Regions from separate parts of the Mus musculus genome. Here regions 2, 3, 4 and 5 are each linked to region 1. The links are chromatin loops, found by intact Hi-C in ENCODE. Cell type or tissue: left cerebral cortex. All regions are shown on one strand.

Region 1 (5,000 bases):
GCTTGTGGCCTCTTGCTGAACACTCCCCACACACTGTCCATGCCTCTGGTCCTCATCCTTCATGAAGAAGTAAGCCACAAGCTGGTCCTTCAGATAGCTCCTGACCCCAGCTGAAAGGCTGGGGATTTGAAGTCTGGAGTGGCTGTGCATAGCTCAGGGATAAAGCACTTGCCTGGTACCTGTGAGTCCTGGCTTTGATCCCTATCGTGGCCAACAAAAATCCATAAATAAATAAAAGAGTTCTCTGTGTTCTCTCCTCAGGTTGCTGTGTCTCCAACCCCACCGTCTTTCATAACAACTGAAGGGCACCAGGCAAGAATGAAGTGTTGAGCCTCATCATAGCTCTGGCAGTAAGAACATGCCACCCGGCTCTGGGTTTGCAGTGTTCCCACAGAGGTCTAGCCACGAGAAAGAGGAAAAAGCTTCTACAATAGTCAGCATGTGCCCAGAGCAACGGTTGGCAAAATTACAGTTATGAAATAGCAGCAGAAATAATTTTATGGTTGGGGGTCACCACAATATGAGGGACTGTGTTAAAGGGTTGCAGCAATTGGAAGGTTGAGAACCAGTGATCTAGAGAAAGGAAGGATGCTGAGTGGAAGCCCTTTGCCTTCCTTCCAGCAATGCTGTGGCACAGGTTTACTCAAGACAAACAAACCAAACCAACCAAACAAACTGATTGTGAGGTTGGCTGGCAAAGGGGGCAGGGGCACAGAAGAACTCAAATCTTCTCCCCTAGTAAGTATGAGGGTGGAATGTCCCTCAGGCCCTGGCGTGGGGAGCGCTGCTCACAGAGTGGTTAAGCAGAAAGTAGTTAGTTTTAGAACCAATCCGTTGTGCAGTTGTAAGGTGCTCCCCCCCCACACACACACCCGCCACGCTTCTTTGCAGGTTGCATGCATCTTTTTGGAGAAAACTATGTTCTGCCTAGGGCTTTGGAGCTTGTCACGTCAAAGTCATTGGTTAAGTAAATTGGCTGTGCCATTGTGTGATGGTTCCTTAGGAGCCAGTTTCATGATGCTAGAGTAGATTCTGGAAGCTTTTCCTGAAAAGCAACATAAGCTCTCGGTATGGGAGGAACTCATGCGCAGGCCTTTGCTGAGAAAAGGTAGTAAGTAGGTGAGGGTAGGAGTCGCACAGGCAGGCAGATTCTGAGCTTCAACTGTGGGCCCTTAGCCCATCTGCAGCGCAGGAGGGTGCCACTCTGATAGCCTGTGGCACTTAGTGGGTACAAATCCCAAAGCTCAGAGCAGAAGTTCAATTTGTCCGGATCACCTGGCCTTGGCCCTGCTGCAGGGCCACCTGGTCTCTCCTTGTGGACCAGATTGGCAAAGGACAGAGATCTGGAGAAGAGGAAATCTCAGCACACATGCGCAGCACAGCTTCCTAGACTTTGCTCTGCCCCCTTTGCTTCAGGCTTACGGACTAGGTAACAAACGAACAGACAGCTTTCACTCTGGAAAACACATCAAGAGAAGTCGGCTCTTAGGATGCTTGCTGTGCCCCTCATTGCTTGCAAACCTTCTCAGTCCAAAGCTGGACCAACTGTAAACCAGGAACAACCATAAGGAATGCTCCTTGGGTGTGCCATTAATCTGCATCTCGTCTAGACTTCCTAATTCCCCTGAGAGGAGAGGGGATCTTATCAGCATCTTCTTTCTGACAAGCAATAAGTTCACACTTATCTAGGCTGATGGCTCTGCAGCTCCCTTCAGTGAGCTGGTGATTTCAGATGTCGTGAGAGGGAGTTCTCTGTGGAAGGATCACATTCGAAGTCCCAAATTAAAACTAGTTTGGTCTGATTGTCTTTGATTTTTATCCGGTGCATAAAATGGCTAGTTTCAGATGCAAAAACATAAAATAAATGGTCGTGCAGCTCTGAAGTCCCTTCTCCTTGGAGACACATCCCGTCAAGCTCTTTGCTGCTGCCGCCTGACGATTTCCATCTGCCACAGTGCTGATCTCTCTTTATTCTTTTCTATTTTCTGTCCTTCTGCTGCGCTTCCCCCAACTCTTACCAAAAAAAGAAAAGCATAGTGACTCTCCCTGTGTCTGTCTCCTCTGTCTGAGTCGTGCACAATTTTAGCATGGATGTCCCTTAACAGTAAGAATAGTTCCTTCACGAGATGACACTCGGAAATCTAGACACGCATATTTAAATGATAAGTTAGAAGCAAGAAAATGACGAAAGTTGTCATTTGTCTCTCCAGTAACAATTTCTTTGCAAATCCCAGCATTCAGACGTAGAATGTGAAGCCTAAGAGACTATCTCAGGCCTCTGGAGAGAGAATGCCTTCCACAAACAATCAAAGATCCTCCACCCTCCTCCACATCCTCCCCACTGCTGCCCCGTCCCTATCCTGTCATCATCTCGTCTTGAGACTACAGAAGAGACTAGTGGAAGACCTATGTTCCAGCATCCCTTGAGGGAGACAAGCAGGCTTCAGGCTCCAGTCAGGAGAGTGCAGGAGTGTGGATGGTTTGAGTGTATCCCAGGGATGGTTGGGGACACTGCAGAGGAGGAGGGTGACCGGGAGGAGACAATGAAAGCTAAGTGTAGCCACTAGTGACGTGTTGGAGGCATTCAAGGGGTTGGAGTCTCCAAGCCTTGGTACCCACTGTATGGAGTATGAGGAAAGGAGTCTGTAGAGTTGTTTTGTTCTGCCTTGTGGGCCCAAAGAGGGTGTGGGTGGTATGGATAAGGACTGGTCACAGGTGGATCTACAGTAATCGATGCCACTTGTTCCCACAAGAGTCTAGTTTTCCCCTTCTGGAAGCTGAGTGGAGTTACTGTGCTGTGTCTGATGAGCACAGTTCAACAGAAGGAACACAGCACGACCTTTCAGTATGTGCTCCCAGAAGATGACCTCGCCTTCTCTCCTGATCTTCTACACTGGTCTCTCCTGAGGCTCCTGCCTGAGTAGCTGAGGAACGCCATAGGTGGGTAACCTGTGGAGATCCCAAAGGGTAGCCTATGGGAGACTTCAAATGAGAGCAGAGAAGCTGGATCAATGTCAGGCCATGAAAACTATTAGGTGACTCTGCTGTGCTGGGCCACTATGTTTGGTGGCTTCTGATGCAGTAGTAGTGGGTGAGTGGGACACAGGGGAAGAGCCGGACCAGGTGGAAAGCACATAGCACACACAAAGAGCTCCCACAATGAAGGGAGCCAGAAGAGATTTGCCAAGGCAGGCTTATGGCAATGCGTATTAGACCTTGTGACAGCAAACAGGAAAGGCCATTCCAAGAGCAGGACACCAGGTGACAATGTTGCCAGGTTTGTTGTCTATATTGTTCAGGGAAGGTTCTGCATTGCCACGATCCTGGCTTCTGGGCTGCGGCTGGGCTTGGCCAATGGGAGACACTGGCAGTTAATGAGGTGGTAGAGATTCAGGCAGTTATGACCTTCACCTCGTTCCTTGGTCTTGTTTTCTGGTGTATCTTCACTTTCCTCGGTCTCTCATGTCACAGCTGCTGCCATGGGCTTTTTGAGCTCACTGAGAAACTAACTATGAAAGTCTGATGCCCTGCTCACCCACCCCAGACTTCAGACTCAAGCATGGATATGTAAAGTGCTCTCTCTCTCTCTCTCTCTCTCTCTCTCTTTCTCTCTCTCTAAGACCTTTCATCTGGGGATGGGCTGACCCCTGTGGCAGAAAGGAGAGAACAAGGAAACAGCCCAGGGAAACTTTCCCAACACCCAACAGAGGCTCCTCTTGTTTATCCCACGGTATGAAATTTTCTGAAGTGGGGAAGAGAAGGTAGAAGGAAGGTCACTCATTGAGAGAAAGTTTAGTCCAGAACTCCAGTAGACTGTCTCAGCTTCCCTAGTTAGTTTCTGCTGGATGTCATGCCCATACATTTGATGATGTTACCTCTGTCTGTTTGCTATTTGGTTTTCCTTGGAAGACTCACCTGAAGGGGTGCTGTTTTGCCCAGTGGAGCATGCCAATTGACTACCTTAGAGAGGTTTCTTTATCCATCTCTGCTGGATATTTTGAGTACTCAACTCAAACAAAACAAAACACAAAACAAAACAAAACACCCTGAGTGCTGTAGAGGATTTTCTGAGCTGTACAGAATGTGTGGGAAGGATCTGTATCCCTCTACCCAGCAGAGGAAAATTCAAAAGGCCCTTCTTGGATCTGTGAGAGCAGAGCCTTCGGCTCGGAGAGCTGACGGTGACGGGGAGGCCTCCTCAGTCTGTCCTCCAGCTGGTCGTATCCCATCTTCACCTGACAAGGACAGGGTGTGCCTCCTGCACTCCTGCACTGTACACAAAGGGACTCAGGTGCCACCGGAGGGCCACTAGGACTATGGATGGATGAAAGAGTAAAACAGAGGTCAGGGAGCTTCTAAAAGGTCACTTTACCCACTGTTCATACTGTCAGTTGGATTGGGAATTCAGTCCACCTCCCACCTAGCCCATACTACCCTGGCTAGGAGAACTCTCAAAGTGTTCATCTTGTTTCAAATTGGAGGCCAGGATGGGCTGTCTCTCCCTTGAGGCAGCTCTGCAGCCTCTTCCCTCTTCCTCGTCAATCTTCCAGGGTGGGGAACTCATGGAGGTGACTGCTGGAAGGGGTCCCCTAGTGAGGATAATGGCGACAGCTGGCCTGCAGATGCAATGTCTGGGGACTGGGGGGAGGAGAGTTGGGGGGGGGGGAGAGGTATGAGGAGGGGGAGGGCGGTCTTTCTAACTCCCATAGCTTACATTTCAGAAAGAAGTGAAGCGGCCACCCTGGGTGTGATGACTCAGATCTGGATCACTAGGACTTTGTCTAGCTCTGAGATCCAAGTGTGGGTGTGTGGGTGTATAAGTGTGTGTACACAAACACATGCTCACACATGTGCACACAACTCCCTGGAGAACTATCAGAATGGTGGGAATGATCTTCTATCCCATCTCATGCATTTCAGCCTGAAATATGAGCAGAATAGTCTAGAAATCTCTTCTGATTTCCCCAAACCAGCAGGTACGACAAGGTGACAAGAAGAAA
Region 2 (5,000 bases), 370 kb after region 1:
TCTCCCTCTTGAAGCCATTGTCTACGTGGAGTATAAGTGGCTATGCCCACAGGGGAAAAGCCTATACATCCTTAAGGAGTACTTACATTTTGCTTCGGAAAAGAGTTGGAGAGTTAGGTCAAGCTATCTAGTAGAAGTCAGAGGATTCCTGGCATCTCCACATTTTGCCAATACCTAATTTTACTTAACTTACCAGAATTTATCCCTGTACAAATCTTGCTAGCTTGCTTCTTTGGGGGATGATCCTTCCACAGGAATGACAGTGAGCAAATGAGAATCTGTCACAGAGGAGTGTTGTCCTCAGAGGCACTTATGGGAATCCATGGTCAATCCTATAAGGTAGAGCACACCGACGCCATGAAGCAGACAGATGTACTAATCCAGCAGTATTGCAATCCTATTGTGGCACTATCAGTTAACTGCAGCCCCAAAGCCGGGAGCCTATGTTCCTGCTGGATGAGAAGCCTTTGTGGAACTGTGTTCAAGTACCAGTGCAGTCCCCCACAGCCAGGAATGGACTCCAGTCACACAGCAATGCCAAGACACGTCCCCTCAACTCCCCATGAAGTAGTCAGTCCACTCTCCTGTGCTCTGAGTATCCCGTTCAGGTGAACAAGTAAGTGACTGTACTGTGAGGTTTTCCTCACCTTTGGGTCTTCTTGTTCTCTTCATAAATCCTTCCTGAAACCTGAAGCAAATTAGAATCCTGTGGACCTCCTTGTTTTCGACACTGAAGGCACCCCTCGTAGCCAACAGGAGCTCCAGTTTCTATGGCAGAACCAGTGCTCAGCATAGGATTTGCGTGGAAACCTGAGAACTGTGGCTTACTTGACTATGATGTGTCTTTTGTGTCTTTCATGCCTGTTAACGCCTCAGTTCGATTCTGCTCCCTTATTCTGTGAAGTTCGAAACTCCTGAATTTTTTATTCTGTCCTGTGTATGTGGCACCAAACTGAAGATTTCTTGGCCACATTGTAAAACTCTAGTAATTTTTAAAACATCAGAAAAAAGTGAGTGACTGGAGATGGCGTGTAAACAAAGACATCACTTTAGAGGCTCGCCTTTATTTGGTTTCAAACTTAGTGCTGCAGCTGGATTAGACACCGTGGTTAAAGTGACTCTGTGATATATTACTTCCTGAAAGATTTCACCCCATAAAGCCGAGCTGCAATGTTACTGCACACTAAAAACCTCACTTTAGCTTTGATCCATTTTGATCTTTGTGAGTTACCTTAAATATGACAGGTAGGTGACTGTGCTAAGTAGCTTGAAATGACTTTTGATCAAATGTAATAAAATTCTCTGCTGCAGCTTGCTTATCTCATCTCTCCTACCTATCTGGGTGAATTGCCTGTCTTCGGATGTTTCTATGGTGGCATTTTATGCTCTATTAGTACCGGTCTTAGTTGTTTGGGAAGGGCTATTGAGCTTCAACAGGCCCCAGCATGAAGGCTGTATGAGGACAGCCCTCTATTGACTTAGCCCACCCTCCCCTGAAGCCCTCAAAGTGACCCCAAGCCCTCTACATTTCTGTTTTACATAATATTCCTCCGTGTGTGTGTTTGTGTGTGTGTGTGTGTGTGTGTGTGTGTGTGTGTGTGTGGTGTTAGGGACTGAGCCCAGGGCTTTGCTTTGCTTGTGACATGCAAATGTTCTACCATTGACTGTATTCCTGGCCATTGGTGTCTAGGCACAGGGTCTCAGTAAGCCCTGTAAACCTGATTAGAACTTGCTGTCTCCCATGTGTTGGGATTACAGGTCTGTGCCACAATTCGATCTATCAGGTGTTTACTCTGTTTATGTCCCCAGTGCACACACAGGGTGAGAATCCTCATGCTACAATCATGCTAATGACCTGCAGCTTCTTCTGTGTCTTTGTTGAAGACAGTTTCTGGTAAAATGCCCCATTCTGTCAGCTCTGGCCTCATCTTCAATTTTCCCTGTCCATTTAACAAGTATGAGCTGATATTTGTTCTTGGATGAACACATTGCTAAGCCTTGGGGCACAACAGAATGTGAATTGGACAGAGGACGCCTGTGTAGCTTACATCTAAGAAAAGGAGAGCAACAGTGAAGGAACATACAAGAAAGGATCCAGTGAGTGAGCTCAGTAGGTAAAGGCATGACTCAGAAGCTTGGAAATCTGAATTTGATTCCTGAACCTATGTAAATGTAGGAGAGAACAACACCACAGAGTTGTCTTCTAACACACACACACACACACACACACACACACACACACACACACACACAAATAAAAATTAAAAAATAAAAGCCAAATGAGCCATAGCAATGAATATATGTATAATTGAAAACTGGAAAAAATGTTACAACTTATTTTGTGGTGCCTTTGGAAGGGTGCATCTGTGGAGACTGAAGAATGAAAGAATGGAGACAAAACAGAGAAACACATTATTCAGGTTCTCTGTTTACTAGCGTGGTACTAAATCCAATGTGAGCTTGAATAATTTACATGGCCTCTAATTCTTAATTTCTCTAGCGACGAAATAAAGATGATAATGCCATCTACTCTAAAAGCCCTGGGTTTGGACAGATTTATATAAATCACTGAGTGCAATGCAAGTGCTCTGTAAACAGGAGCTGCTAATTATTATTTATTAGGCTGAGGTGTGAAGGCCAGGTGGGGCCAGCCATGCCTAGAGTTGTGAGGGAAAGCATTCCAAGAAGAAAGAGAACAGATCTCTCTTCAAAGCTGCTGGAGCTCCTAGGATCTGTGGAAAGGCCAGTGTCGCTAGGACTGTGCGAGTGAGGGAGAACACACTGGAGGATGGCGTGGGTGGGCACCATATGGTGGCTGCGTGAGCGCCAGCCCAGAGAAGGCAGATGCTGGGTTCCTTCAGAGTTGCTTTCCCCCTAGAGAATGTGAAAAGACAGAGGGCAAAGATGTTGAGAACGTGTGTAAGAGGGTGGTTCTATTGAAAGGCTGTGGAATTCAAGTGAATCAGGACAGGAGAAAAGATGACCCGGACTAACGGAAGGAAGAAACGGGAGAGCCCGAGTGGGCGGCATCCACCCCACAGGAAGGGTGCTTCAGGAAATGGGAGCTTTGGGAAGAAAACAGGGCTTTAGATGTGTTAGATGAGCTTGCCTAAGTGCTGCTGGTGACAAAGGCCAGGGAGTGACTCTGAAATCACATGGGTGAATGGGGTATTGAAGATAATCATAGAAGTGTGCATATATTGGGGGGACTGTCTGTACAGAGTCCTGCTACCAACCAATATGACCGCATTGTCAGGGAAGAGGAGGACGCTCTGGGAACTCAGGCTGGAAGTGACCAAAGGGGCATGAGCAGCGTCGGTTGACGGACAGTCAGGGTTGGGGGAAGCAGTGTTAAGACTAGTGGTGTGAATCTCAGGGGAGGAAGACTAATGGTGTACAAAAGAGAATAGGGTCCCTGTTGTTTGGGGTTTATGAAGGCTTGGCACAGATGGTCTAGACAAAGGGTAGCTTCCTGGATTGCCCAAGTATTTTTTATCATTTATTAAAAATTTTACGCACTATGTTTTGATCATATTCTTTCTCCTCCAACTCCTCCCAGATCCTCCCCAACTCCCTAGCTATACAACTTCATGTCCTCCCTCTCAAACGAAAACAAATCTATCAAAAATGAAAATCAAATCAAAGAAAAAAGAAACTCAGCAACACACACACACACACACACACACACACACACACACACACACACACACACACACACACGGGTGTGTAGACACGCACACCAGAAAAATAAACAAACAAAAAATTTTAAGAGTCTATTTTGTATTACCTAACTACTCCTGGGCTTTATGAAGAATACCTGGAGTGTGGCTGATATCCTCAGTGTCGTTTCACTGGAGAAAGCCGATTTCCCCTTTCTCAGCAAGTATCAGTTGTAAATCACTTCCTGGTAAAGGATGGGATTTTGTGTCCACTTCCCTTTTCAGTCATAACGTTTTTCCTGGTTAGAACCTGTGAGAGTCTTGTGGCTACCGCCACAGTCTCTGTGAGTTCATATGTGCACCAGCCCTGCTGTGCTTGGAAGACACTTTCCTTGCAGTGAGTCATCACCTCTGGCTCTTACAGACTTTCTTCCTCCTCTCCCGCATAGATCCCCGAGCATCGAGGGAAGGGGTTTAATAAAGACTACCCAGTGTCCCAAAGTTCCCCAGTCTCCGTAATTGTCAAGTTGTGGGTCTCACGTTGATTCCCACCGACCGGGAGCTTCTCTGATGACAGCTACGTGACAATTCTGTGGGTAGAAATGTCATTAGGAGTCATTTTGTTGCTATGTTCCTTCAGCAGAATAAGGTTTAGTTCTTATTTTTTCTTTACAAAATATTTCTGATTTTTTTCTACTGGATTTCCCCCCCCCCCCTTCCAAACTTTCCAGTAAATAATTTGTGCCTCTTTTATCTCAAGATCTGTTTTCCTAAAAGCCACTGCGGAGATTCCTATCTCCCCCAAAGGAATGTGGGCCTTGTTGCCTTTGTACTCAGTTGTGGTTGAGACATAATAAGTATGGAATGAGTGAATGAATGAATAAAAATATTTTTCTTTTGCTACCAAATCCTAGAAAAAATAATTATTTATTCACATCAACTAGCTTTATGTATGTTGCATCGAAAGCTCCTTTAGGTGTGAACTTTGGGTACTGCAGAGATATTAGGTGGTGTTGCCTACCTTTTTCTTTTATTAGATTAGATCCTTTATTTTGTAGTTGCATTTAATACAATTTTACTCTATTTTGACTTTAATGGAAATAATTTTTTTTTAGCTTTCAGTCTTGCTAAATGAAAGAAACATTAAAAATTTGAACTATATTATAAACAACCATCAACTTATTAATTCACAGTTTTCCCTTTTTTGTTTTGTTTTGGGTATTCAGAAATCTCATGTTATTTCATCATTGACCCAGTCATATATTTGAATTTATAATAGCATGCTTTATCTCGGTAAGAAAAAGCTGAAAACAGCCAAGTTCATCTCTGTTTTGAGGGCAG
Region 3 (5,000 bases), 270 kb after region 1:
AGTCTTCCTCCCTTTTCTAAGGACCTTCAGTTTTGTTCAGGTCCTCTTTAATCCCCCACACTTCAAGATCATGTTGGTCTTGAGGTCTCCTCTCCAGTGATAGGCAGCACGCATGCCCGTATCCATGCAGCGAGGACAGAGAGAAACCTTGCTTGGGGCTGTTTCAGCTTCTATTCTGAAGGCTGTGACAAAAATACCCAAAGTTAACAACGTAAGGGAGGAAAAGTTTGTTTTGACTCAGTTTCTGTCCACCAAAACTCAGAACATAAGGTGGGTGGCCATTGTGAAGCCATAGACATGAAGCAGAGACTGACACTACTGTGCCGCCACAGGCAAGAAGCAGAGACGAATATGTAAAAGATCCCAGATAATATACCCAGTCGTCCTGCTTCTGGTGACTTGCACCCTCCATCTGCGGTTTTCTGGAGCTTCCACAAACTCCCCAACACGGTGCCACCAGTGGAGGAGAGTCACATGCTCCAGGACATTAGCCTGTGGTGACAGGAAAACATAACAGAGGTCTCTAAGAAGGACCACAGGGTCAGACAGAGGCTGCACGCTGCGCCAACAGAGGCATCTGAAGCCGGTGCCCCTGGCTCACTTCTCTCACAGAGAAAGCCTGAGCACTGAGGTGAGAGGACCCTGGATTCTTGGCTGATTCAAGCAGCCATTCAGGGCCTGCCATTCTGCATTTGTTTCCACGGTGTCTTCTTTTTCTTGGAGCACAGAGAGAATTTTATTTGCGTGCCCCATGGCATCTCGCTGTTTTCCTTCTGGTGGCTTTCAGGGAAGATGACCATTAGACGTATCCATAAAACACACCACACCCACTGACATGCTGGCTTCCCTTGGCCTACTGTGCATATGTCATATCCACTGCTTGACAGATGCACTCTCAGCAGGCCCGGTGCATCACCAGACCTCACCTTCAGAAGCATGGTGTTCCATCTCAGTGTGTTACAGCGTACTGAAATCCCACTTTGCTGCTCGACATGAGGTGCTACCATCGCTCTTCTTCTCTTCCTTCCTCTGCTATTCCTTCCTTCCTTCCTTCCTTCCTTCCTTCCTTCCTTCCTTCCTCTTCCTTCCTTCCTTCCTTCCTTCCTTCCTTCCTTCCTTCCTTCCTTCCTTCCTTCCTTCCTCTCCTTCCTGATTCTTTCATAACAGAAGGGAGATGGAAGTCAAAGGAAGGAAAGAGACTGAAATTTAGTATCCTGATACTGAATCTGAATACTCCTAAATTTGAATAGTACCTTGGGATTATTCTTCATAGAGAAGAACCTAACACCCAACACCTTCTCCTTTCTGCAGGTGGTACTTCTCCGTCTGAGTGTCTTGGCTTTTCCTCTAGGTCCAATAGGGAGGACTCACAGGCATGTTCCTGGACTACAGAGCTCTGACTTTACATGTCAAGGCTTATATCAGTATCCATGTCTATGTGGGAAGATGGGCTTGCCAGGAAGTATAGCTTAGCGTTCCTGCAAGTGAGAGGAGGTACCAAACCGACTTCAAGCCATACTTCTGCTAGAGTGGTTTGCTGAGAACACTCATCAGCCAGTCTCATCTCTAGTAACCACAGCAGACTTCAAACTCTGTCATTCGGGTGTATGGGGAGTCAGTCAGTCTTCCACACCTGAACTGCATAATTTCATCAGTGCCTGGTGGACAGGCTTTCCTCTGTGTAGCTATTCCTCCTCCGTCTCTCTCGCCAGCAGACCTCCCCATTGTGGTTCCTTCTTGCTGTGACAAAGTCAGGGATTAAAGCTGCCCCCCAGTCCTATTCCAGGAGCAAAGCCTCCCAGAAATGGTGCTCGCCTCCTTGTTGAACGGTGAGAAAGACAAAAGGCAGTTCCAGAGCAAGCATGTTAAAGAACCCTGATTCCAGAGTTGGACCCTTGGACACTCCCTTGACACCCTGGTTCCATAGTTTCTCCCTTGTATGTTACCCAGTTGCTTCTTAGCTTTTATTTCCTGTGTGACTTATTTACTTCATTTATCACTGGGAAAGGGCACGTTTTTGTATTCTCTGAATGTATCCTAAGTACTATGGGAATAGATAACCAGCAAGCATTGACTAGACTCAGCTCTCAACCTTCTGCTATTCAACTCTATGGATTTAAATTACTTTCTAGCTGACGTAAGGAAGCATTCTTTATATCCATCTAGAGAAGTGGCCCATCCTCCCCAAGTGACAGTGTAACCTGGCACTTCTTGTTTACTTTTGGTTTGCTTGACAAACCTCAAGCACTTCTTTTGCTTTTGCAAGTGGTCATGGCCTTGCGTTTATAATGAAAATGAAACACACGTGTTACAACATGAGTCAAAAAGTCAGAGCTGAACATGTTTCTTTGCTTGGCAACATTTTCCTTCACTGCACACACAAGCATATATTTTAAAAATTCACATGATACTGCCATCTGACTCATCAAATATTAATAAAAATAGAAAATTATCTTTTTTCTCAAGAAATATCTTCTTTCTACCACAATTGTAAGGAAGACCATTTGATTATTTCTAAGCTTTCCACACCACTCACGATGTCCCTGCAGAGAGACTTCAGTGTCACCAGCATGGACGATTACTGTCACATGTTACTGTGAGCAAAGGTAAGCAGGTATCTTAAGCTAGATAGTATATCTATTTCCAATGTGATTTACTTTTGCTTGAATCCTTGAGTTGTTGAACTGAAGTTGATAGCAATGTTTCACTGTGGCTGAGGCTTAATGAAGAGAGCGATATGAGGAAAACTATAATTCCTGGCCTTGGGACCTGTATGGAAAATGTGTTAGTCATCTCAGGCTCACTCACAGAAGCCAAATTTGTTATGCTTGTTTCAAATGCATTTTAATTCTGGTTTCTGAGTTGGCCCCAGTGTGGGAGGTTTACGTGTGACCGGAAAGGATGACTAACTGCCTGCTATCAAAATGGCCATCTGTAGTAGAAAACTCAAGGATTTAAGCAAAGAAAGCTGGAAATAGACTACTAGAGAGATGAGTTGTGGGGCTTGTTCTGAGGTCTGCTTACCTTTGCTTGGCAGTAACCTCATGGACAAGGTAAGCAAGGACAGGAGCAGGTTTTCTTCCTACTGTCACGCACTTGTCCTTGGGACCCCATTATGTTGCCTTCTGTCTTCTAAGTCCAAGGCTCCCAGAGGTGGTGTGTCTTTCAGTTGCACTGGGTGCATCTCATCTTCCTGATGGGAACTGCATCACTTTTATAATGGGAATTGAGAAGAGGCACTGCATATTGTACTAGACCATCCCCATACCCAACCTTGGGGGAAATTCCAGCATTCTCAGTGGGAAGGATTGCAACTAAAGGAAATGGGGTCATCTTTTACAATCTTTCAAAAAGATATGGAGCCGCCTCCCTCAACTCCGAAATCCCCTTCAACCTTGAGAAAAAGGGCAGTGGGCAGCCTGGAGCAGAGATGGGAGAGTTGTGGAGAAGCATGCTAGCAATGGGAGGGTTTCCGGAGGCAGCATGCCACTCATCTTGATCACCAATGAAAACAAGTCTGTAGAAGGGAATGTAGAGTCTCTAGGGGGCATGGATTTAAGTACCACTGTAATGGTTAAGCCCCAAGGGGGACTAGCTCTTTTCTTGGGAGATCTAGTACCTACAATTGGAGAAGGCAATGCTATTTCAAGACAGTGAACACTATCATTTTCAGGGACAAAATTCTTATTTAAGAATAGTTAAAACAAACAAACAAACAAACTAGCTGAAATCTATAACTAACTTAGTATCAGAGTATTGAATGTGTCCTTCCAAAAAGATATGTTGAAGCTCTAACCCCAACTCTCCAGGATATGACTGTATTTTGGAACTAATGTCTTTCCAGTGTGATCATTAAGGCAGGCCTTGATCTAGTAGGACTGGTGTACTGTTAAAAGGAGAAATTTGAACACAGGTATGAAAAGTCTCCATGAGCTGAAAGTAGAGATTGAAAGAATGCATCTAGCCAGCCAAGAATTGGCAGAGCTCTCCCCCAAACCACTGGAAGCTTGAAGTGAACCCTAGACTAGGTTCTCTCTGCTTCTTTAATCAACCCCGGGTGGCACCATTACCTCAGACCACAGCCTTCAGAGCAAAGAGACAATGTAGTCTTTTGTAACTATTGCAGAAGTCCCAGACATTAACACAGGTGGTAAAATAAACCAGAGAAATAATTCAACACTGAATGAAGTGTTCCTGGTGAGTTTTCTGTTGTGTGGAATTGTGCACTTGAGGGATGGGTGAGGAAGACCATATCTGAAGTCTTTCTCGAGATCATAATCACGGTGATTGCTTGTCCTAACACAGGACACTGAAAAGGAGCTGGCGAGTACAGGCATCATCAAGTGTGACCACAATATGCAGGACTTCTACCACGCAAGACTCAACTCTGGTTGTGTGCCTCCTATAGGTTTTGTTTGTTTGTTTGTTTGTTTTTCGAGACAGGGTTTCTCTGTGAAGCCCTGGCTGTCCTGTCCTGGAACTCGCTCTGCAGACCAGGCTGGCCTCAAACTCAGAAATCTGCCTGACTCTGCCTCCTGAGTGCTGGGATTAAAGGCGTGCGCCACAACGCCCAGCTCTCCTCCCATAGTTTACCCCCTTCCTTGCCATGCAGCTTGTGTCTTTCTAGAGGTTACACCTGCTTTACAGGTGGCTCGATTTTCTTAGCTGGCTTCCTAGGTCAGAGCAATTTAGGAAAAAGAGAGAAATTAGTGTAATTTTCAGTCTCAAGCTAAGTCTTGATATTATTGCTGCAACCTTAGCCATCAGTTTCCCTGAGGTATGAAAATGTTCACCATCAGGCGAGCGCCACAATTGCCTCCTCAGCCTCATTATCTTTATTTCTTTCGGTTGAGAGTTTCGCTTCTGGTGAGCGGCAGATCATACAGATGGATGACAAATACGGCGCGGCTTGCTCTTAGTGGATCAGTTTTAAGGTAATCTGTTTTCATCACATCGAGAGGTCGGCCAGTCAGTTAACATGAAGAAAATATTAAGGGCAA
Region 4 (5,000 bases), 140 kb after region 1:
TCAGTAGGAGGATGCAGATGGAAGGCAGAGCGGAGATTGTCGGAGATTGTCGCTGTTCCCCTTGCTCTCAGTCACACGTATGCACGCTTCGCCGTTATTAGATGTTCGAGTGCAAGCACACCCCTCCCAGACACGCCTATGTCTCTGTAAACTGCACAACGATCTTCCTGCATTTCTCTGGCAAAGGAAGAAGCAAAAGATGAACTCATTCTCCTCCTCTTTAAAATAGAAAATATCCACATTGATTTCCTCTGACCACAATGTGTGTGTGTGTGTGTGTGTGTGTGTATGTGTGAGATCACTGCAGAAAAAAAAAATCCAACAAAACAAAACAAAACAAAAAAAGGAGTGAAAGCCTGTTTTCTTTCTCCCTCTCTTCCACATCAGAGCACCGTCTTATAGATTTTGTTATACATTCCCCAGAAGTTTTCTGTTTGTACACAAAAGGATACTTGCCTTCATGTTTAAGACTCCAGGCTAATGCACTTGACTGGTGTGAAGACAGGGTTAATGGAGGCTGCTTTCTTCCTCTTGGCAGCTCCAGGTTTGCTGCTGTGATGGGTGAAGTAAGAAGCAGCTAGTCAGAGAAGCTGCAGCAGCTTTAAACAACAGAGTGTGTGAAAGCCAGGAGAGGCACTGTAAAATGACTGGGGAGGGGGGAGGGGTGTGCACGCTCGTGTTTACAGACATGGAGTGCTTTCATGGCTCCACCCTGACAGTGGGTGGCAAGGCCAGGGTGTGTAGGAACATGAACATCCCTTTGTCTGCAGGCCTGGCCTCCACACCTTACAAGAAGAGCCCCAGCTCTTTCTAGCTGCCTTCTTGCTAAAAGGTCATTTTGTCTCGTTTCTCTTATGGCCATTCTGGTCCCCCTGACATGCTGGTCTCAGCTTTGATCTACAAGCCCAGGGCTCTGCAGGGAGCCCAGGCATTGGTAGTGAATACTTACTTGTGTCAGGACTGTCTGGTTAAGCAGAGCGCTGGCAGAACTGTTGGTGTCAGCATGCCACTTTGGGCAATCTCCACTGAAGATTGCTCAAGGAGTGGGCTCCCAATTCTGTGCATTTCCCGAACATTCTTGGCTGGCAGCAAATGTCTTGGTAATGGGAAGAGCCCACAGCAATCAGAAGCCGAGAGCTGATTGCTCTTTAAGCCAGTCTGTCCTAACATTAGCAGCAACCAGGGGCCTGCTTGACTAAGAATGCAGACCTCGAATAATGCGCGAGACTTAGCCCTCACGTATGTATCAGAGGAAGATGGGTTCTGCAGGATTCACCTATAAGAGCAGAACGGGGCATCTCAGATGCATCTGTAGGGGTCAACTCAGAGATTGCATCCTCCGTTACTGCCACACCGATCTCAGAGCTGGCCTCTCTGCTCAGTTATGCTCATTCTTAATGTGAATAATAATTAAGTGTTGATTCTGTGTGGGGTGGCGCCTGGATCCCAGCCTTCCTTCCATCTGGTAAGCCTCACTCTGAGCCCCAGCTTTTGTTGACCGTGGAAGGAAAAGAAGCCTCCTGAGTGTCAGTTACTCCTCCTCTCTGCCTGAGCAAGGTCTTGGACCCCACAGGCTTCAAGAATATGGCTGGACAAAGGGGAAAGAAATCATATTGTCCATATTTGAGCCAGCAGCCACAGGCTCGGGGCCAAGTGCAGCTTTTCCTAGACATGGAGGAACATCTTTCTGCACTACAACCAACCCAGTGTAGTGCTTGCAATCCAGGAAAATGTACAGGGGTACACACTGCAGTAATTCCGTGCTTTTCTTACTTCCTGTCGTTAATTTGGGATGAACTCACATATTTATTCCAGGAACATTGAATTTTGTGCCAGAGAGTTAGCGGAGGCCTGGGAGCAGCGCAGTCAGGATGTTTTGCTCACAGTTGGTACTGAGGAGTGACGGAGGTGATGGGTGGGACCTAGAGGTGTAGCAGAGGAACCTACATTCAGCCAGTGGGTGTGATAGGGAGCCTGGGGCAGAGCTAGAGATTACAGATGTGGTCAAGCCTTTAAGGGACTCACTCATGGTTTCCTGATCTATTTAACAAATATTACAGAATGGAGATTTCATTTTCTCTGAGATGTTGGGCCAGGATGGTGCCCACATCCTAATCTGCAGAACCTGTAAAGAGTTCTTTATGTGACCGAGATGTGATGGAGTTAGGATTCTTCAGAGGGGGAGTTTATCGGGTGGACCCTAAATATCATGGTTTGCATCCAAGAGAGGCAGAGGGAGCTTTGAGACAGACACGGCACGGGGGAGGCGATGTGAAGACGGAGGCAGACTACATTTTGGTCAAATGTTCCCTTTGTGTTGTTGTGACTGTCATCTCATATTTATGGGTGGGTGGCTTAGACTTGTGAGAATAAGGAAATTCTCTGCGTTTGGATTGAGAAGATGAGACAGAGTTTTAGGGCGTGTTCTAGTTTGCTTTGTGTTGCTGTGATAAAACACTGACCAGAAGCCAACTGGGGAGGAAGGGGCTTCGTCAGCTGACATGTCTCGAGTCCAGTCAGTCATCAGGGAAGTTAGGATAGGAGCTCACGGTGGAGCAGAGCCAGAGAACCAGAGGAAGCTGCTCGCTGCTGCTCACTGCTGTTCACTGCTGCTCACTGCTGCTCACTGCTCACTCCCCGGCAATTGTTCAGCTAGCTTCTTTATGTGGCCCAGCCCCACCTCCCCCAGGGATGGCACTGTCCGACAGCAGGCTGGGCCCTCCTGTATCATTGGGCAATCAAGAAAATATCCCCACGGACATGCCCACAAGCCGATCTGATGGAGCCAATCTCTCAGTTGAGGTTATTTCTTCCCAGATGTGTGAGGTTGACCACTGAGGCTAATTGTGCCGAAGACAGGCTGTGTCACTAAATGACTCCAAACTGGCAGGGGTCATTCTTGTATGTATTACTTATCCACTGTGAACTAGGGTGGTGCTGGTTAGTGGGTTCTGCTTATCATTGCCACTTTGGCTCTGGAAGGTTAGAATGACCCTGGAGACTGAGGCAGAGAGAATGAGGTCCACTCAGGGCTTGCCACTGTCTACCCAGTGACACACAGCGTCTTTTCACAGTCCAATGGAACACTGATGACAGAGATGGGCTTCCTGGAAATGGCTGCCAAGTGTAGAAGAGCAAACAGAGCGTTTGGTGACCATTGTTGACTTTGCCATAGACAGGGGATTTACGCTGACTGGAGGCTGCTAATGGCCTCGTATCAGTGTCAGGGAACAGAGCTGTCTCGGGGTCCGTGTCAAGGTCCTGTGGTCAGCATGTCTGCTTCCTCCTCCTTGTGCTTCCCATTGCTGGTTCTCCCTGCAGGGACCCAGGAAGAGGCACCAGGGGTTGATGTGACTGATCACCACCTCTTCTATCCACAGAACATTCAATGGGACACTTTGGACTAACTGGATGAGGTCAGGAATAACATAAAGGTGCTCTGCATATTAACTGAGCAAACATGGCTATGCTGAGCAGAGGCTTAGGGCGGGTTGAGGTCACCCAGAGAATAATACTACAAGATCATGGTCACATTGGGCTGGGAGTGGAAGATCTGAGCCCTGTTTGGACCAGAGAACAACCCAAGGTTCTGCAGCCAGATAGTGGCAGAGCCCACTCTCATGTACAACTCTGTGTCTCTTCACATTGTCCCAGAAGTTCTGCTCCCTGGACTTGGGCCCACAGCAGCGACCCCTGTGTGTCCCCTGTGTGTTCAAGCCTGGGAACAAAACATACTTCATTCATGACAACCACCTCCAGAGGCACTGAGGTATGAAAGCTGCCTAGCTGGGTTTCCAGCTCCTGTGATTCCAGGGTAGAAACACCGTGGAGCCTTGCAGCAGGGAACTGTGCTAGCCTAAATCATCAGAGCTTTGCTGAGAGCAGAGAGACTTTCAGGTTGGCACCATTGAAACTCAAGCAACCCAAAGCACATGTCCTCTCGTTTCAGCAGTCACTGTGCGGTCTCCACAGATGTCTGAGCCCATAGTCCTCTGCACTGCCTGTACCCCTGCTCTCCTGGCTGGGATGCAGCTGTAGAACCCTTCCACACGGCTTTGAGCCAGTTCCTTCAGCTTGGTGATAGGCAACCGTCTTGGTTTTCCTTATCTCTAAAGGACTGTTTCTCAAAGTGGTGTCTTCCATGTCTGGGGGTGCGTATGTGTGTGTGTGTGTGGGGGGGTGAGGGTGGGGGAAGCTTGTACATACATAATGTGTTTGGGATGCTTCCCAAAAATGTTCCTGAACATGAAATATGTATAATGTGTGAAAGTCTCCAAACACATACATATGAAAGCACTCATATTCACACTACACACCAGTCCTAACCATTCTGAGAGAAATCATTACAAAAGTTCCTGGCAGGCCTCCCCCTCCCCCCGTCCCCCGCCCTCCACCCCGCTCCCCCCCCAGACCTGAATCTGACCAGTCAGTTAAACACAGTTTTTCCACAGTTGGCATTTCTTGTCCCAATTCACTTTCTCTTTAGTCTCCCATTGGTACAGCATCCCCTTCCTCTAGAAGGCAAACAGCTGTTGACTAGGCAGGGCTGCGCCTTTTTTCTCTGCCTCTCAGCTTCTGGGGTGGAGGTGGGGGTGGAGCTGCGGACTAAGGGATGGAAGGGGCTTGGTTCTGGTGCTGCTTGCCCAAGGTAAGCTGGGGTCTCACTCCTTAAACTTCCTCTGAGTAGGAAGGCTCCAGTTATACATGGCTGCTTTTAGTTTCCAGAGTAGTGGAGCAGGGGTGTTTGTGTCTCATCACGCCGGTGGACGAATGGCGTGTCCTTCCTTTCTCAGCACAGGCGAGCCATTGCAGTTAATGTTGCTTGGCTCCTGCTTCTGCTCATTCGCATCTTTACAGCATTAGTGCTCATGTGACCAGGGAAACGGAGGGGTATGTGAAGTCTAAGCACAACATCAATGAGCTTTACGAGGGGAAATCTGAACGTGCCCTCATCACAAAGTCCTGCCAGAGGACTCTCTATTCAGCCTTCAGGTCCCCCC
Region 5 (5,000 bases), 400 kb after region 1:
TGAGGGCATAGTTGTAACACTGAACGGCAGAAAACCTCAGAATCAAAGTTTTCTAAAATGACATTTAGCAATGGTCCATTTTCTCCATATGCTCTTTTATAACTTTCACAGTAAGAAACTGTCACCTCAATTTTTTTTTCTACACGAGCTCTTATTGGGGAAATTATGAATATCTTCTAAATTGATTTACACATTGAAGTTTTATATTTAAGCTGGCTTTCTGAAATCTGGGAACCACACTCAACACAGAGAGGAAGTTAGCATCATTTTAGTCAATTTTCCACACAGACATATGTTGTGCAGTCTTAATACTGAGTATTCAGCTTTGAGAAATGTATTTTAAGGAATAATCAATCATATGTCTTCTCAATTTTTATGAGCAAACTCTGTCCCCTTGAGTGGAAGACTTAGCATTTAGCAGGCCATAGTCTGTAGCATAGCACACAGTAGCAATAACCACAGGTGGATGGGCACATAGGGAAAGGGGCAAATGCCTCACATAGCCTCACAAGGTAGAGGGGCAAGGCAATATTTTCTCAGTCTGTTCTACAAAAGCAGAACCCTCATGACCGACTCCTCAGACATTCTTACTTTATAATATCAGTACCTTGAGGGTTAGCTCTTAAGACATGGCTTTTGAGAGACATTATCAATGACATCATAGTAATCATCCCCACCCTGAAGAGTGACAACCTTGGGCCATAAACCGATACTCCTTTCCATACACTTAATCATCTGTAAGTACAGCCCATACTGTCGCTCAAGAGTTGCCACATTGGTTATTCACACATTATGGCCTCTTCTTTGGTCTTCATAAAAGCCCTCCCTCCCCCGCTCAAAGAGTCACAATTTATTTATTGTTCTTTCTTGAAATAAGTACAGTGGTTAAAATAACCTATGCAATTTTGTTCCCAAGAAGGAATCACTTGACAGTTAACAATCTTTCCAGTGTTCTTTCCCAGTGATTCCCATGTTTATTATATTACTTGACATTTGTCAGTGACTGTAAGGGTAGATTAGTGTTAGCTCTAACTCTTAGAAAAGAGAGGTCTATACCTGGTAATCAAGAGTCTGGGCCATCATCAGCATAGAGAAGGGCTAGAAGACCTTGAATCTCACCTACCTCTGTCCAAATCTATAGTTCTTTAAACAAAAACTTAGAAAACCATTTGTTATACCTAGTCCTTCCTAAGGCCTAAGCTGTACCTGTTTGCTTTAATGACAGATATACTTAGACAAAGAAATGAACACACAGCATTGGCTTTTGCAAATTCCCAATTTTTATTGAGAGCCCAAGTTCCAGATGCCAGATGGGAGGTTAGATCCATTATTACATTTACTCTTTTTTTTTTTTTTTCTCAAGAAGGGCAGTCATTTTCTTTTCTTTTCTAAGTTCCTACTCGAAGTTGTCAAAACAAAATGAAGAAACAAAGAAACCACCAAGAACACGAATGTGGTGGTTTGAATGAGAACAGCTTCTATAGGCTCATGTGTTTGAAGACTTGGTCCCCATTTGGTGGAACTATTTGGTGAGGACTAGGAGCTGTGGCCTCGTTGGAGGAGGTATGTCACTGGCAGCTGGACTTGAGGTTTCAGAAGCTCACACCAGTCCTGCTGTCTCTTCTTCTGCCGCGTGACTCTATTTCAGGTGGTGAGCTCTCAGCCACTGCTCAGTGCCCAGCCTGGCTACCCGGTGCCAGGTTTCCTGCCATAATCACCATGCTTTGGAAACTGTAAGCCCCAAATAAGCTCTTTCTTCTTGGAAAGACAAAGTTGCCTTGGTTCATGGTGTCTTATCACAGCAATAGAAAAGTAACTAAGCCTATTCAAGGAGGGCTGTGCATGACTAAAAAGTGTCTGTCTTCACTCCTGGCTATTGTTTGCTGTTTTTATAGTATTATATTGCTGCTTATCCCAAGTTTTTAGAACATAAATATTTAGATATATGTTTTTAGCCCTTTTAATTATAGCGCATCGGCGACAGGTTTGCCTGCGCTTCATCAAGGGGAGCAAAGGCTGTATTTACCTGGCTCCTTGCTGCTGTATTTTCTCCCTCTGCTTGTTTATTCTGTTAGAGCATGACTCTCATGTGGTCTGAAGGTATGGGTACTCCATCTCCTCATCACTGCTCCTCTGCTTGGCTACAAAACCACGACAGAACACATGAGCAGAAGAAAATGCCATCCTGTCGTTTCTTGGCTTTCCTTGCAACTGCTCATCTGGCGTGTTAATGAAAGAAGGTGAGAAGGTGAAAAGAAAAGAAAAGAAAAGAAAAGAAAGGGAGGGGAGGGGAGGGGAGAGAGGAGAGGGAGAGGGAGAGGGAGAGGGAGAGGGAGGAGAGGGAGAGGGAGGAGAGGGAGAGGGAGAGGAGAGGAGAGGAGAGGAGAGGAGAGGAGAGGAGAGGAGAGGAGAGGAGAGGAGAGGAGAGGAGAGGAGAGGAGAGGAGAGGAAAAAGGAAAGGAAAGGAAAGGAAAGGAAAGGAAAGGAAAGGAAAGGAAAGGAAAGGAAAGGAAAGGAAAGGAAAGGAAAGGAAAGGAAAGGAAATCCCTAACTAGCACACATTTAGTTGTATGGAAAGATGATAGTCTCTGCATCTAACAGAGTATCCTGAGATCAAGGGGGTCCTCATCCTTCCTTCTCCACTCCTTCCTTTTCTTCCTGACTCATCCTGACAACCAGCTTCTCCACTTGAAGGCAGTCTCAGGACGTTTACTTTCTGATGGTGGCATGACAGAGAGCCTCCAGTTTCTTCAGCAGCAGCTCGTGGTTCTGAGATGCACACAGAAGCGATGTGGGTGGTTCTTTAGGCTGCTACATCGCTGGTGGAACATATCACAAGCAGCCATTTCAGACCTCACACTGCAGCTGCCAGAACCTGGGCTGCAGGGCTTGCAGGCCACCAAGCAAGGCAGAGCCACTGCAATACAAAATGCCTTAACACTTCTTAGGAGAGACAGCAACAGCTGGTGGAATTCTAAAGCTACTCTCTGAATTAGAATGAAATCGTGTAGCCAGATCAGTCCCTAAATATCTTTAATTACCCAGCATTCTAGCCCTGTGGAATGATCATCCCTGCACATGCTAAATTGACATGGGGCCCAAACTTGGGCCCCAAACTCTAAAAAAGAGTGACGTTTTTTTTTTTTTTTTTTTTTTTTTTTTTTTTTTTTTGCTTTGCCAGTTCCTGAATAAAGGAACCACTGTCCATCACCCTGAAAGTGGGGGTTGGGTCTGATGAACCACGGCAAGTTAAAGGAGCAACCTCAATGTGCAACCTCTTTGGGACCCAACGGCTGTCTCAGAGCGAGCCATTGCTTCTTTAATGTTCTGTGTCTAGTGTAACTAGGAGCACATTGACTGTTGCAAATTGAGATCTTTCTTTGAAGTTTAAATATGCCACTTTAACTGTGTTCTCATCTTCTACATCCCACTGAATGAATAACCCAAATTACACAGAACAGCAGCAAATTGGCTCATCACAGCCCTGTTATAATTTTAAAAGAATAAAGATCTGAAAAACCAGAGAGTCTGAAGGAACTAGTGACGCCTGCTAAAGAGTTGACAGGTCTTTCCTCAGAAGGACGTGGATTCGAAATTCACCCTTGGTTTGTAGAGATCAAGAGTCATTTACATTTTGTGTCATGTTTCCATGTATCCTTAGTATAGTATTCCTATTAGGGATACTGACAGCTCTGCCTTTGCCATCCCTGATGTCTCCTCCGGGAGCACAAGATACACCCAGCGGCATGTGGGCTGTAGATCATTTCCTCCCATATAAAAGTGATCTTTGCAAACTGAAGTCCAAGGCATCAGAGAATACCTGGCTTTTCCACGGTTAGCTGCCTGCCTCTCTTTTAGCTCCCCAACTCAGAAGGAAACATACAGCAGCTCATTGCCTGGCTGATGAGCTTGGGGCAGACAGAACTTGAAAAACATGTATGCATACCCCCAGGAAGGGCACTTTCCAAACAGCATAATTCTCTCTGTTTTAACAGAGTACCCCTTTGTGTTAATAAAACACCAGGTCACAAGTCAAAGTTTGATTCCATTATTGAGGGTTATCTTTGAACTCTGAATACTGCTGGTACAATTTTCCAGATGTCAGACTCTAGGCCTCCCATTCAAGTTAACAGAAGGATAACTAGCTAAATAGTAATAGCTTCTGTAATCTCTCTCTGGTTAGATTAATACTGATAGTTTCAATCCACATACCACTTCAGCCAGTCAACCAACAGACTCCCAGCATTTAAGATAGATAGATGATAGATAGATAGATAGATAGATAGATAGATATGGTGTTAGTGTTTCATAGGATTCAGTGAAAAAGTACACCATCGATCAGAGATTTGGGATGATTTTGAGACACGAATAAGCATCAACATCTTTATAAGGAAACTGAGTTCCATCTTAGAAGAAGTAAAAGCTGGTGTTGATAAAAGACTTATGTAGAGTACCTCCCACAGGTTGCAAATGACTAAATGACTTCTTCCTCCAGATATGATATGGGCCACCAAGACGGTGGATCAATATGAGGAAGAAGGTCCTTTACATACTACCAGGGTCTGTCTGTGTTTAACACCTGAATGACGCTGAACAACAGTGCTGAGCCACCTGGGTGGCTAAATAGCACCAACACCCACACGAAAGCTTGCCCGGCTCCCTGACCTGACCACGCAGAGCAAGAACTGCCAGCTTCCTGGCTAGCAGGTAGTGCTGAGACTTCTCTAGAGTCTGGGAGGTCCCAAGAAAAGCAATGTCTGCCCCCCCCCCCCAAATGTTTGCTTCTGCTAGGAATCTGAGGTGAGGCTAAAATAGCAACTTCGACCTCTGAAAGAAAGGGGCAGACGACGACGAAGCCTCTTTCTCCTGTAAATCTTTAGAAAGAGCTGCCTTTATGCTGGAGATGTGTGGAAGGAGGCAAAGCAGAGCCTGTGCCTAGGCAGCAGGTTTAAGGCTCAAATGGTATCCCACATCCACCCAATCATCTCTCCTAAGCATTT

Evidence for each region. A loop is a pair of places that touch in the nucleus more often than their neighbours do. Peaks named below come from ENCODE experiments on the same cell type or tissue, not always from the same donor. Only the 100,000 strongest peaks of a DNase experiment are listed, where the experiment ranks them.
Region 2: a loop joins it to region 1, with 2.6 times the contacts of the local background. A loop is called at or near these places in 2 of 42 quality-filtered maps.
Region 3: a loop joins it to region 1, with 6 times the contacts of the local background. A loop is called at or near these places in 2 of 42 quality-filtered maps.
Region 4: a loop joins it to region 1, with 2.3 times the contacts of the local background. A loop is called at or near these places in 4 of 42 quality-filtered maps.
Region 5: a loop joins it to region 1, with 6 times the contacts of the local background. A loop is called at or near these places in 5 of 42 quality-filtered maps.

The regions. Positions count from the first base shown.
Region 1 is chr4:33,519,161-33,524,160 of GRCm38, forward strand. Gm52726 (a long non-coding RNA gene) reads left to right here. Exons shown (of 3, transcript XR_003955376.1): 3 at 262-2,061. Among named protein-coding and RNA genes, the nearest start is that of Gm52726, 12 kb to the left of the region's middle. In left cerebral cortex, no CTCF peak of the experiment used is centred here; DNase peaks (open chromatin) are centred at 2,003 and 4,783; H3K27ac peaks cover 1,984 bases.
Region 2 is chr4:33,891,247-33,896,246 of GRCm38, forward strand. It overlaps Gm33105 (a long non-coding RNA gene), which reads right to left. Exons shown (of 5, transcript XR_390460.2): 4 at 3,818-4,249; 5 at 2,282-2,874. Among named protein-coding and RNA genes, the nearest start is that of Gm33105, 11 kb to the right of the region's middle. In left cerebral cortex, no CTCF peak of the experiment used is centred here; DNase peaks (open chromatin) are centred at 2,072, 2,813 and 4,033; H3K27ac peaks cover 1,061 bases.
Region 3 is chr4:33,792,789-33,797,788 of GRCm38, forward strand. All of the region lies in intron 3 of Gm33059 (a long non-coding RNA gene), which reads left to right. Among named protein-coding and RNA genes, the nearest start is that of Gm33008, 3.7 kb to the right of the region's middle. In left cerebral cortex, no CTCF peak of the experiment used is centred here; a DNase peak (open chromatin) is centred at 2,879; H3K4me3 peaks cover 50 bases.
Region 4 is chr4:33,663,144-33,668,143 of GRCm38, forward strand. No RefSeq gene overlaps it. Among named protein-coding and RNA genes, the nearest start is that of Gm32955, 63 kb to the left of the region's middle. In left cerebral cortex, a CTCF peak has its summit at 2,606; DNase peaks (open chromatin) are centred at 8, 581, 1,457, 1,867 and 1 more place; H3K27ac peaks cover 250 bases.
Region 5 is chr4:33,918,102-33,923,101 of GRCm38, forward strand. No RefSeq gene overlaps it. Among named protein-coding and RNA genes, the nearest start is that of Cnr1, 4.0 kb to the right of the region's middle. In left cerebral cortex, no CTCF peak of the experiment used is centred here; DNase peaks (open chromatin) are centred at 2,800 and 3,526; H3K27ac peaks cover 1,157 bases.